2 separate regions of the Homo sapiens genome follow, and region 2 is linked to region 1. Evidence: read pairs that join two places in POLR2A ChIA-PET (ENCODE). Cell type or tissue: MCF 10A. All regions are shown on one strand. Links, peaks and the distances in the headings refer to the core of each region. The heading gives the core; the rest is flanking DNA.

Evidence for each region. ChIA-PET counts read pairs that join two places held together with the same protein. Peaks named below come from ENCODE experiments on the same cell type or tissue, not always from the same donor. Only the 100,000 strongest peaks of a DNase experiment are listed, where the experiment ranks them.
Region 2: POLR2A ChIA-PET joins it to region 1 with 14 read pairs; 4 of 35 experiments call an interaction of 5 or more read pairs at or near these places.

Annotation. Positions count from the first base shown.
Region 1 is chr13:51,621,780-51,628,193 of GRCh38, forward strand. The region is part of intron 1 of WDFY2 (WD repeat and FYVE domain containing 2); the gene reads left to right. Among named protein-coding and RNA genes, the nearest start is that of WDFY2, 41 kb to the left of the region's middle. RefSeq lists enhancers at 4,701-5,208, 5,209-5,715, 5,897-6,414. In MCF 10A, for the core only: no CTCF peak of the experiment used is centred there; a DNase peak (open chromatin) is centred at 3,982.
Region 2 is chr13:51,693,932-51,700,345 of GRCh38, forward strand. All of the region lies in intron 3 of WDFY2 (WD repeat and FYVE domain containing 2), which reads left to right. Among named protein-coding and RNA genes, the nearest start is that of DHRS12, 110 kb to the right of the region's middle. In MCF 10A, for the core only: no CTCF peak of the experiment used is centred there; no DNase peak of the experiment used is centred there.

The DNA.
Region 1 (6,414 bases), core at 2,596-5,095:
TAGACTGGTTCTGGAGCAGCCATGTGGTACTAATGACTCTAAAACTTGGGTGGAGGGTTGAAAAAAAAGAACTGAAGTATTATGAGAAACAGTCCCTGTTTCTCCCATTATTGCAGTGGGACTTTCTGTCTTTAATTCAATTAAAAATCACAGCTCCATCCTTTTTTCTTAAATTTTTTTAAGCTTTTTTTGCTCAATGTAGCTTGATGTAGAAAGATGAGTGTGTGTGTGAGAGAGAGAAGGGAGGCGGGAAAGATGGATTGTTTAGTTTCATCTTCAACATTATATTTTGGGTTTATAAAATTGCACTGAAATTGGAGGTCGTTATTAGTTCTCTTTTCACTAAAGCACAGGATTAATGCGAAGCACATTTGTGCTGTGATTGCTGCAGGAGGCCATGTGCCAACCGTGCTAAGCTTTGCAATATTTGTATTCCTGAAGATGATATTTGAATTTTAAAAGAATGTTTAAGTGGAGCAGTTGACATTCCTCTCTCTCCCCCCCTCCTTTTTTTTGAGTCCCTTCTCCTTTAGTTAATTTCTCTTTGTTTTTATTATTGTTTTTTATTTTAGCCTTGTGAATCTGTCCAAATATTTATAAGCCCACATACATTTCTTTGTAGCCACTGTCTCCTGTGGTGACCCACAGGTGAGTAAATGACTGTTCTTTACTTGGGCAGCAACACACATTCACAGCATTTTCTAGACCATTGGCTCTTTCTCTAATTGCATTAACCATCTCAGATACAGCTGAAGCAGTTTATAAGTTTCAAATTCTGAGCCTGGTGGAGGGCAGATTCCCTCTGTAAAATGAAAATGAACCAGGAGGCAGTTTAGGATAACATTCATGCATTTGTTCATTTATTAAACATTTATTAACAGTATGCCTGGCATTATGCTGGGTTGAAAGCATAAAAACACAGGATACACATAACTGTTCTCAAAAAGTTCACAATTCAGTCAGGGAGGTAGGTAAGTAAATAGTTACAGTAGAGTAGGGGAAAATAAGGATGATCATGTAATTATAGTTTGAACTGGAATACCTTTAAAAGTGAAGGTATGCTTAACTTTACACTTTTTTTTTTTTTTTTTTTTTTGAGATAGAGTCTAGCTCTGCCACCCAGGCTGGAGTGTGGTGGTACGATCTCGGCTCACTGCAGCCTCCACCTCCCGGGTTCAAGCAATTCTCCTGCCTCAGCCTCCCGAGTAGTTGGGATTACAAGCACGCACAACCATGCCTGGCTAATTTTTATATTTTTAGTGGAGACGGGGTTTTGCCATGTTGGCCAGGCTGGTCTTGAACTCCTGACTTCAAGTGATCTACCCTCCTTGGCCTCCCAAAGTGCTGGGATTACAGGCAAGAGCCACCGTGCATGGCCTTAACTGTACACTTTTAAAATGATACAATTTATGTTACTTGTTTTTTTTAAAGCGTAATTTTTCTAAAAAAAAAAATGAAGGTAGGTGCTATTAATATTCAGGCCAGGCCAAAAGACATAAACCCAGACAGTCCTGGGCAAATGAGATGAATGGGCAAGCTAAGTAAGAGCAATATGACTGGAAAGATGAAAAGGAGGCTGGAGGAGGAGTGGGGAGAACGACAGGGATGTGAAAGAACAGTGTGCCTTACTTTCCTCATGTATAAAATGGGCATGAGTTTAGCACCTAATTCATAGCAGTTGTGAGGATTCAGTGAGTTAATTCAGGGTCCTGGATTACTGCCTAAGGTAAGAGTTCCATTAAAAAAAAAATCTCCATTTTTTAAATAACCAGTTGTGACTATACTTGGTTATAGTTGCTGATTTTTTGTGTTGTGTTTTTTACAAGTAGCCTCTCAACAGATGTTTGTGGTTTAATCTTTCAGACCTCATCATTCTATCAGTCAGTACCATCTATCTCTCCAGTGCACCACGTGTCAGAATGCACATCCTGTGAACATTGGGAAGCTACCTCGTTTCCAACTTTTTCTCATTCCCATAAGAAATTTTGGTTATTCTGTGGTTCCTGTCCTTCTAATTTTGTGGTCATTTCTTTTCTTCCACAACAGGCAGTTTTTACAGAGTTTTTTTTTTTTTTAAAGGAATAGGCACTTTTTTTAACCTATAGAAGTTATTTCTTCTGTGTCTCCACACCATCCCTGCCCTGCACACCAAGCTTTTAAAACAAAGAGGCAGAATAAAGAAACATAACTAGCCGTGTTCCCAGTTTTGCTCAGCATTCCTTTAAAGAGCTGTCTTGGAAGTGATTGACCCCTATTTTAAGATAATAAAGGATGACGAATTAGAGAAAGGACCAGGTTGGGAGAAACCTGTATACGGTGAAATTGATTCATTTAATCAGAGGCTACTCAAGGCATACACTTTTTCTTGGGGCAGTTTGGACAGATTACTGCTGGATTCTGATAGAGTCTGAACTTGCTGAAAGCGGGAGTTCAGATTTGATTCAATGTATTCTAACCCTATGTCTCAGGTCTTAACTGATTATTTATAGTTAAATAATCAGTTTATTTAACTGCCCCCAAGAACTGTGGTGCTAGCTATTGCTCCTGCACTTTTTCCACCCCTGATTTGCTTTTTCCTGTTCCATTCATTGCTGGAAGTGGCAAGAGTCTTGTGTGTTGAGTTCTTGATATGACTGTATTATCAGACCACTTTCACTCTGCTAATTTTACTTTAATTCACCATGTGTTCAACAACTGTTAGTTGAGCCCCTGACTCTGCACCAGGCACTATTCTAGGCATGGGCTAATATTAGTAAACAAACAAAGATCCCTGCCACCATGGAGCTTATGTTCTTGGGGGGAAAATACGTAATAAGCAATGATCATGATTGATAAGCCTATGTTAGAAAGTGATAAGCACTGTGGACACAAATACAGATCGGGGTAAAGGACTGAGAATGTAGGTATGAGTTGGGGAGGAGGTGAAGTTTTTCCTTTTAAAAAAGGAATGGCTAGAGCACTTCTCACAGAGGCAACATCTGAGCAAAGATCTGAAGGAGGTTGGGGGGTTTGCTCTGGGGCTATTTGGACATGACTCTTCTTGGCTGAGGGAACAGCCAGTGCAAAGGCAGGAACGTCCCTGGTTTTCAGCAGGCCAGTGTGTCTGGGAGGAAGTGAGAGAAAGGAGAGTATTAGGAGGCAAGATTAGGGGGATGTCACAAGACAAAAAGTGTTGTAGGCCACGGTGAAGATTTAGTCTTTTGCTCTAGTAAAATGGGGAGCCACTGCAGAGTTTTGAGCAGATCAAGATTGGGATTTCACTCATTTTGGTAGTATCAACTGACTGTTGTGTGACAGCTAACTAGGTGCAGGGTGGGGTGGGTGAGGCCAGAGGCTGGAGGACCAGTTAGGAGGACATTGCAGTAGGAGACGTAAAAGTGGCTGTGACCAAGGTGATGTGATGGTGGCCAGGGTGGTAAGAGGTGGTAAGGTCTGGATATACTTTAATAGTTATTTCATAATTCAGACTTGGCTTGGTATTTCTGGTTAAGTACATCTGATTGGACAACACTTAAGCCAGAGACATTTCTAGTATCTGCATGGTTTCCTCCTCACTTAAGAGTGCATGTGCCCAGCATTTGTGTGTGTAAATGTTTGCACTGTAACGCTCCTGTTCATCAGTTTTAGTTTGTTCTGTTTTAAGGTGGGAAGGAATGTAGCTATCCTTTAGCCTTAACTAGTAATAAAAGAGAAAAGGTAAATCTGTTCATCTTAAAAGTAATATATCCTTTAAAAAACAAATTGATATTTTGCTTTGTTTCCTCCCATCCCAAGGCAACCATCACTAAAATTCGGTACCCATTCTTAATAAGAGTCCATTAAAAATCCTCCTCAATTCAGAGGGTTTCAGAAATTCGATACAAAGGTGGCAGTCATGTATAGAATAAGTATCTCTGAACTTGAAAGCTAAGCAAAAATATTACTGAGGCCAACTGAAATCCTATGGAATTCAGCCAAGATTTAACCAGTCCAGAGCACTGCCAACACTGGCTGAGGGCGGAATGCTGACGGGGCAAGGATGAGGCGCAGCCAGGACTTCGAAAAGGAAGCTGATATCAATGGAGGGAATTTTTCATCTGATGCAGCATTTCATATACTTAACACTCCAGTGAGTTCCTCCTGTTAGATTGTTTTAATGTTGTCATGCATTGTTTATATATTTATAAATAAGCCCAGGTAACAATTTTTCATGCACCCTCTGGTCATAGTTGGGTGGCCCGGAGCACCCTGGCAGCCAAGCATGGCCTGCTGGCTGGTACACCAGTGGCCTGACAGCACAGATCTGAAGGAGGACAGATGCAGAAGGGGAAAGAATGTTTCACATTTCACTTGAAATCCTGAACTCTTAAATAAATGAGGAAATGAGGGAATGAGGCCCAAGCTTGTCTTTAGAACATACATTCTTCAACAATAAGACCTGGATCTCTTTCCATTTTCTATAAATACTTGAGGCAGCATTTGTACAATAGAAAGAAGATAGGGTTTGGAGTGAGACTGGGCTGGTTGAAATTCAAGTATCTCTTTCTGCTCTCTGTGAGGCCTGAACAACTTAACCTCCTAAGCCTCCATTCCCTTCTCTGTAAAAGAAGTTTTTAAAATATCTGCTTACCAGAGGTGTTCTAAGGATTATACCAACATACACAAAAATATAGGAACATACACAAAATACAGGAAGCACCTTCCATAGCACAAGGCTCAGTAATAGCTCCTTTCTCTTTCTCCACCAGTGAGGTTCACTCCATAAATTTTGATGGATGATTAACAGGTATTTATAGTTTGTTCAATTTTGTATATCAAATATAATTAACAAGTTGTGTGATTAGTGTGGCAGGGGCTAAAAAAAATGAAACACATCTAATATAAATTTTTATTTTAGCATGCTTTTGTTTACTATTTGGTGTTTATAAATTCCTCTCTTCAGTGTTTCATATCACATTACTAGAGACAACCACAATAATAAAAAGAGGCAGAGATTAATTTCCATTCCTTGTAGAAGTCACGGGATCCTTGGGGTGTTGCTTTGCCAGCCAGGAACCTCTGTGGCCAGTGGTGCCTTCTGCCTGAGTAATGCTCATGCCTGCTGGGCTCATTCCACCCATTCAGCCCAGCAGGCTGTGCTTGGCTTGTGCTGCCAGCCCAGATCCCATACCTACCAAGGGCAAGCCAGGTGCAGAGTGGCAATGGGGGTGTGAGCCAGCCAGCATGGGATCTGGCCACTGCACACAGCCAGGCATGCTGGCTGCTGTGAAGGGCGGGCAGCTTCAGATGTTGGCATGGGTGCCGGCTCCATGCCAGCCTGTGGCTGGACCAGGTATACTGCATGCAGCTTCTGCTGCAGGCACCTGTGTCCAGATGAGGGGAACATGGTGGCACCTGGAAGCTTGGAGACACCAGGAACTGCAGAGCCCCAAAGAGAGTGTCACAGCCCTAGCTTGGGGAGCTCCTTGCTCTGGGATCCCAGAAAGGCTGCAGGTCTTCTCTCCTTGTCACTGTCAGTGTGGTGAGCGGGAAGGGGCAGGGAGGGGGACATGTTTCAGCCCTGTTTGTTTTGCAGCTTTTTCAGGACCTCCATTTGACGGGTCCGTAGTCCTTTTGTTTTCTTTTTTTTAATGGAGTCTTGCTCTTGTCACCCAGGCTGGAGTGCAGTGGCATGATCTTGGCTCACTGCAATCTCCGCCTCCTGGGTTCAAGTGATTCTTCTGCCTTAGCCTCCCAAGTAGCTGGGATTATGGACACCTGCCACCACACCTGGCTAATTTTTTTTTTTGTTGTTATTGTATTTTTAGTAGAGATGTGGTTTCACCATGTTGGCCAGGCTGGTCTTGAACTCCTGACGTCAGGTGGTCCGCCCGCTTTGGCCTCCCAAAGTGCTGGGATTACAGGTGTGAGCCACCATGCCCAGCTGGGTCCGTAGTTCTAATCCCATGTCCAGGAAGAATGAGGCATGCAGGCAAGTGGAGGGTGAGCAAGGCAAAGAGGTGCTTTATGCAACAGAACAGCTCAGAGGAGCCTGCAGTAGGTGGCTCCTCTCCATTGGTGGGTCATCCCATTGTCTGCTTAGCTCTCAGCAGAGAGGAGACCCACAGTGGGTAGCTCCTCTCCACAGGCAGGTGGTCCAGTCATCTGCCGGAGTCTGCCTGAGTCCAGGGGGTTTTTATGGGCTTCAGAGGGGAGGAAGTGCATGCTGATTGGTTCGTGGGCAGCCATGGGCAGGCTCAGAAAAAGCACCATAAGTTCTCGTTTTGGGCCCCAGACTCTAGCTGGAACTGGCAGACCTCAGGCCATCCCTGTCTTGAAGGTGGGGTTTCACTGGGGACCCACCCCTTTCTGCCCAGGAACCTGTCTGCGTCCTGGCATCAACATGCCATCCACGGCACCCAGGCTGTTCGTGCTGAGAGGCACCTGCAGTCCTGC
Region 2 (6,414 bases), core at 1,897-4,396, 71 kb after region 1:
ATGTAATGGCCTTCTTTGTCTCTTTTGATCTTTGTTGGTTTAAAGTCTGTTTTATCAGAGACTAGGATTGCAACCCCTGCCTTTTTTTGTTTTCCATTTGCTTGATAGATCTTCCTCCATCCTTTTATTTTGAGCCTATGTGTGTCTCTGCACGTGAGATGGGTTTCCTGAATACAGCACACTGATGGGTCTTGACTCTTTATCCAATTTGCCAGTCTGTGTCTCTTAATTGGAGCATTTAGTCCATTTACATTTAAAGTTAATATTTTTATGTGTGAATTTGATCCTGTCATTATGATGTTAGCTGGTTATTTTGCCCGTTACTTGATGCAGTTTCTTCCTAGCCTTGATGGTCTTTACAATTTGGCATGATTTTTCAGTGGCTGGTACTGGTTGTTCCTTTCCATGTTTAGTGCTTCCTTCAGGAGCTCTTTTAGGGCAGGCCTGGTGGTGACAAAATCTCTCAGCATTTGCTTGTCTGTAAAGTATTTTATTTCTCCTTCACTTATGAAGTTTAGTTTGGCTGGATATGAAATTCTGGGTTGAAAATTCTTTTCTTTAAGAATGTTGAATATTGGCCCCCAGCCTCTTCTGGCTTATAGTTTCTGCCCAGAGATCCGCTGTTAGTCTGATGGGCTTCCCTTTGTGGGTAACCCGACCTTTCTCTCTGGCTGCCCTTAACATTTTTTCCTTCATTTCAACTTTGGTGAATGTGACAATTATGTGTCTTGGAGTTGCTCTTCTTGAGGAGTATCTTTGTGGCGTTCTCTGTATTTCCTGAGTCTGAATGTTGGCCTGCCTTGCTAGATTGGGGAAGTTCTCCTGGATAATATCCTGCAGAGTGTTTTCCAACTTGGTTCCATTTTCCCCGTCACTTTCAGGTACACCAATCAGACGTAGATTTGGTCTTTTCACATAGTCCCATATTTCTTGGAGGCTTTGTTCGTTTCTTTTTGTTCTTTTTTCTCTAAACTTCCCTTCTCACTTCATTTCATTCATTTGATCTTCCATCACTGATACCCTTTCTTCCAGTTGATCGCATCGGCTCCTGAGGCTTCTGCATTCTTCACGTAGTTCTCAAGCCTTGGCTTTCAGCTCCATCAGCTCCTTTAAGCACTTCTCTATATTGGTTATTCTAGTTATACATTCGTCTAAATTTTTTTCAAAGTTTTCAACTTCTTTGCCTTTGGCTTGAATTTCCTCCTGTAGCTTGGAGTAGTTTGATCGTCTGAAGCCTTCTTCTCTCAGCTCGTCAAAGGCATTCTCCGTCCAGCTTTGTTCCGTTGCTGGTGAGGAGCTGCGTTCCTTTGGAGGAGGAGAGGCGCTCTGCTTTTTAGAGTTTCCAGTTTTTCTGCTCTGTTTTTTCCCCATCTTTGTGGTTTTATCTACTTTTGGTCTTTGATGATGGTGATGTACAGATGGGTTTTTGGTGTGGATGTCCTTTCTGTTTGTTAGTTTTCCTTGTAACAGACAGGACCCTCAGCTGTATGTCTGTTGGAGTTTGCTAGAGGTCCACTCCAGACCCTGTTTGCCTGGGTACCAGCAGCGATGGCTGGAGAACAGCGGATTTTCATGAACCGGGAATGCTGCTGTCTGATCATTCCTCTGGATGTTTTGTCTCAGAGGAGTACCCAGCTGTGTGAGGTGTCAGTCTGCCCCTACTGGGGGGTGCCTCCCAGTTAGGCTGCTCGGGGGTCAGGGGTCAGGGACCCACCTGAGGAGGCAGTCTGCCTGTTCTCAGATCTCTAGCTGTGTGCTGGGAGAACCACTGCTCTCTTCAAAGCTGTCAGACAGGGACATTTAAGTCTGCAGAGGTTACTGCTGTCTTTTTGTTTGTCTGCCCCCAGAGGTGGAGCCTACAGAGGCAGGCAGGCCTCCTTGAGCTGTGGTGGGCTCCACCCAGTTGGAGCTTCCGGGCTGCTTTGTTTACCTAAGCAAGCCTGGACAATGGTGGGTGCCCCTCCCCCAGCCTTGCTGCCGCCTTGCAGTTTGATCTCAGACTGCTGTGCTAGCAATCAGCAAGACTGTGGGCGTAGGACCCTCCGAGCCAGGTGCGGGATATAATCTCCTGGTGGGCCGTTTTTAAAGCCCATCGGAAAAGTGCAGTATTGGGGTGGGAGTGACCCGATTTTCCAGGTGCTGTCTGTCACCCCTTTCTTTGACTGGGAAAGGGAACTCCCTGACCCCTTGCGCTTCCCGAGTGAGGCAATGCCTCGCCCTGCTTTGGCTAGTGCAGGGTGTGCTGCACCCACTATCCTGCACCCACTGTCTGGCACTCCCTAGTGAGATGAACCCAGTACCTCAGATGGAAATGCAGAAATCACCCATCTTCTGCATCGCTGACGCTGGGAGCTGTAGACCAGAGCTGTTCCTTTTTGGCCATCTTGGCTCCAGCCCCCAATCAAAATTGTAAATGTGATTTTTCTTTTTTGCTATTAAAAAGATTATTTATGTTCATCTAGCTACATTTTTCTTTAAGAAAAGAATTTAGGAGCACATAGCCTTTATATTAACATATAAGTTGTATCTACTATAATTAAATCATTTTGGTTCCGGCAAAGGAATAAAACAGGGTTGGAGAACCCCCAAACAGACTCAGTTCATTGAAAGCAAATAAAATGTGGTAAAGATGACCACAAGTCAGTGTGAATGGGAAAAGTTATTAAACAAATGGTGCTGGAGCAGTTGGTTTGCTTTTAAGAAAAAGATCGATTTTAATTCGCACCTCTTGTCTTATACCAAAATTAATTCCAGGAGCATGAAGCATCATTACATGTAAGTAAAGCCTTAAAAAAGAAAAAGAAAAACTAGAAGTCAGTTTACTGGACATTTATAAACAATCTATCAAGAAGAATGTTGTAAGCTTAAAAGAATGGAAGTCATAAACGAAAATATTATTTTATTTAACTACATAAAATGCAGAACTTCCCAGCATTAAGAGAATCTACTTAAATACAGTTTTTTAAAAGCAACAAATAGTTCCGTGGAATATGACAGAGAAAGGAAAATATCCTCAGTCCATGACAATCGTATGCAAATAGATAAGAAAAACAATAAAATCCTGTGGATAGAAAAGTCATGAAAGAGGAAATACTAAGGGCCAGTAAACATTTTAAGGTGTTAAAATGTTTTAATTCTATTTTTATCTAAGTTGTAGTAATTTTAGAATATACTTATCAGCTAGAATTAAATAAAGTAGGCACTCTAGAATACTAATGGAAAGGACATAAATTGGCACAAACTGTTTAGAAAAAATATTGGTAATATTCAGAGCTTTAGAAATATTTTTCCTTTATGTCAATAGTTTTGTTTCTAGAAAACCATCCAAAGAAAATAATCATAAATATACACAAAGATTATTCATAAGGATATTCCTGTTTTTATAATAATAAAACATTGGTGTCTTAGAAATGTAACAGACTGGATGCAGTGACTCACGCCTATAATCCCAGCACTTTCGGAAGGCTGAGGCAGGCAGATTGCTGGAGCTCAGGAGTTCAAGAGCAGCCTGGGTAACGTGGTAAAACGCCATCTCTACAAAAAATACAAAAATTAGCCATGTGTGGTGGCTTGTGCCTGTAGTCCCAGCTACTCAGGAGGCTGAGGTGGGATGATCATTTGAGCTTAGGAGGTTGAGGCTGCAGTGAGCTGTGTTCATGCCACTACACTCCAGCCTGGGTGACAAAGCAAGATCCTGCCTCAAAAAAAAAAAAAAAATGAAATGTAACAGTTAAAGACTAATTAGGTAAAATTCTTTATTGCCTTCCAATGGGATATTACGTAGCCATTAAAATTCACTGTTTCAAAAAATAGGTAGTGACATGAGAAATGCCCATCTAATAGTGTTAAGTTAAAAAGGAGAGCTACAAAACATCATCAGTAGTACTACTATTCCAATTGTATGTGTTTCTGTGTATACACGGGGAAAAGCTTAAGAAGCTGAATTCTAATTCTTCAATTATAATTGTTCAATATCTTCCAAAAGATTTAAAGAAAAGCTTCTTAATCCATTTTTTTAAATTAGCTCTCATAGAGTACTTATTATGTGACAGGCACTGCTTTAAAATGCTTTATAAATAATAACTCAGTCCTCATACAGTCTTATGAGGCTAGTACACAAAAGGAAAGTGAAGCACAGAGCTCTTGAGCAACTTGTCAAGATCATTTAACAAGTATGTGTTTTAGCTCGGATTTAAACTGGACAATTTGGTTCCAGTGCCCAAGCTCTTAAGCACCGTGCTTTGCTATCTTTAAACCAGAACCCAATGAAGATAGCACCAAAATGGAAAACTATAGACCAATAATAATCTTAAATGTATATGTAAAAATTCTTATTGAATATTAGCATATCAAATCCAGTAGTGTATCAAAGGAAGAATACATCAGGGCAAGTTTGAATTCTTTCAAGAAGTTAAGAATGGGTCAATATCAGAAAACTGTTTAACAATAATCAATTACTTTTATAAATTGAAGGATTTTAACAAATTTTGTTTAATAGATATCAAAAGCAAATTCCATTCAATTTAATTAAATTTGGCAGCTACTCTTAAAAATTCCAGATAAAACTAAAATAGCAGTGATTACCTAATCTTGGTCAGGGTTTAGGTAAGTCAACAACAAATACGGTGTTAAATGCTGCAATAGCATACTAATGCTATTAATACACGTGTATCCCAAAACCAAGAGCTATTTTCATTATGTGCGAGAAGTAATTCATTGAAAATTGAAATGGGGTTGGGAGAAATGCCATTTAAACTATTAAGGAAAAATTGTATATAAGTACTTGAGTATATTACAGTTAAAATATTATTCCTTCCCAAATTAAAACTTAAAAGATATAATGCAATTTTAACTCATAATGCCATGGTTGTTTGTTAAGTAAAAAAAATAAAACATTTCAGTACTACGAAAGATTTGATAAAATTCAAAGGCAGACTATTAGGAGAGAAAATACTGTCAATTCACATATTAAACAAAGGATAACTATCCCTAATAATCAAAGAATTTCTACAATTTAGTAAGACAGTTACAAATGCAATAGACAAAAAGAACCAAAGGATATGCCTGGACCACATCATATATACTGCCTCAGATTTTCTTGATTGTACTTGTTTCCTGGGCTCTCTTGGCACCTTGTTCCACCCTGAGGCCAAAGCCCAGAGGATCTGGTTCCCCTGCTACTTCTGAATTACATGAAGCACAGCTCTGCAAGGCCACAGATCTGACTTCCCCAGTGGCTGCAACAGGGCTAGGTGGTACAACTTTCTACACGGAGGGAGAAATTAGATTCATGTGGAGCTATGATTAAAATGCAAAGGGATATGGGAGACAGCTGGCAGATAAATTCCCTCTCCATCCCTTCCTTCAGTGGATTTTTCCAAAACCTGGTGTTTCACTTCTGTCTGTCCAGAGACTTCCTGAATGCTGGAGAAGCAGCTGGGCATCTTGTGAAACTCAGGCGAGCTTGGTAATGCATCACCGTCTTTCTCCGCTTTGCTTTGCTTTACCCTCACTGCTGCCGATATTGCACCTTCAAATAAAGCATTAGACTTACGCTTTGCTTCACGCTGTTTTTCAGAGAACCAGGCTACAGCAGAATTTGAACAGAAAATTCATAAAACAAGAAATGAATGAAAATAGCCAATAACCAAAAAGTTATCCAGCTCATAGTGTAATGAACATAAACCACAATGAGATACCCTCTTGTTTCACACATCAGTTTGGCAAAAATTGAAAAGATGAATAGTGTCCAATGCTGATAAGATGTGGGAAAATAAGCTGTCAAATGAAGATGGGGGTAGGTGAGAGAGTGCATGGCTGCATGCTTCCTGGAAAGTAATCTAGCGGTGTTTATTAAGACATTAAATGTACATAATATTTGAGCCAGCATATCTTCTACATAGACATTAGTTCATATGGATATACTTGCAAAGACCTTTCTCAAAGTATTGCTATAATTGTAAATTATAGCAGACAAATGGAATGTCCACTTAAAATGTGAAGTACTTGAATAAAGTTTGGCATATCCATTTTATGGAATATTATACAGCCATCAGAAAGAATAAGTTAGAACTACGTGCTTCTGGAAAATAGTGCTCTGCTGTATTTTGGGTGAAAACAGAAAGTTACAGAATAATATCTATAATGTGATCCTGTTTTTATACAACAAAAAAAGTATATATGTTCATATATGTTTGTATAAGGGTTTAAAAAAAAGACATGGAGGGATACGCCAGACCGTTAACATTGGTTGCCTCACAAGGGTGAGATTGAAGGTGAAGACAGTTGTTAGCTTTTTGCTTGTATATCCTATATTGTTTGATGTATTACAGTGAGCATTAAAAACTAAGTGATAGATGGGTGGACAGCTGAATGGAAAGAAGGAAGGATAGAAATAATAAAAAAAGAAGGAAT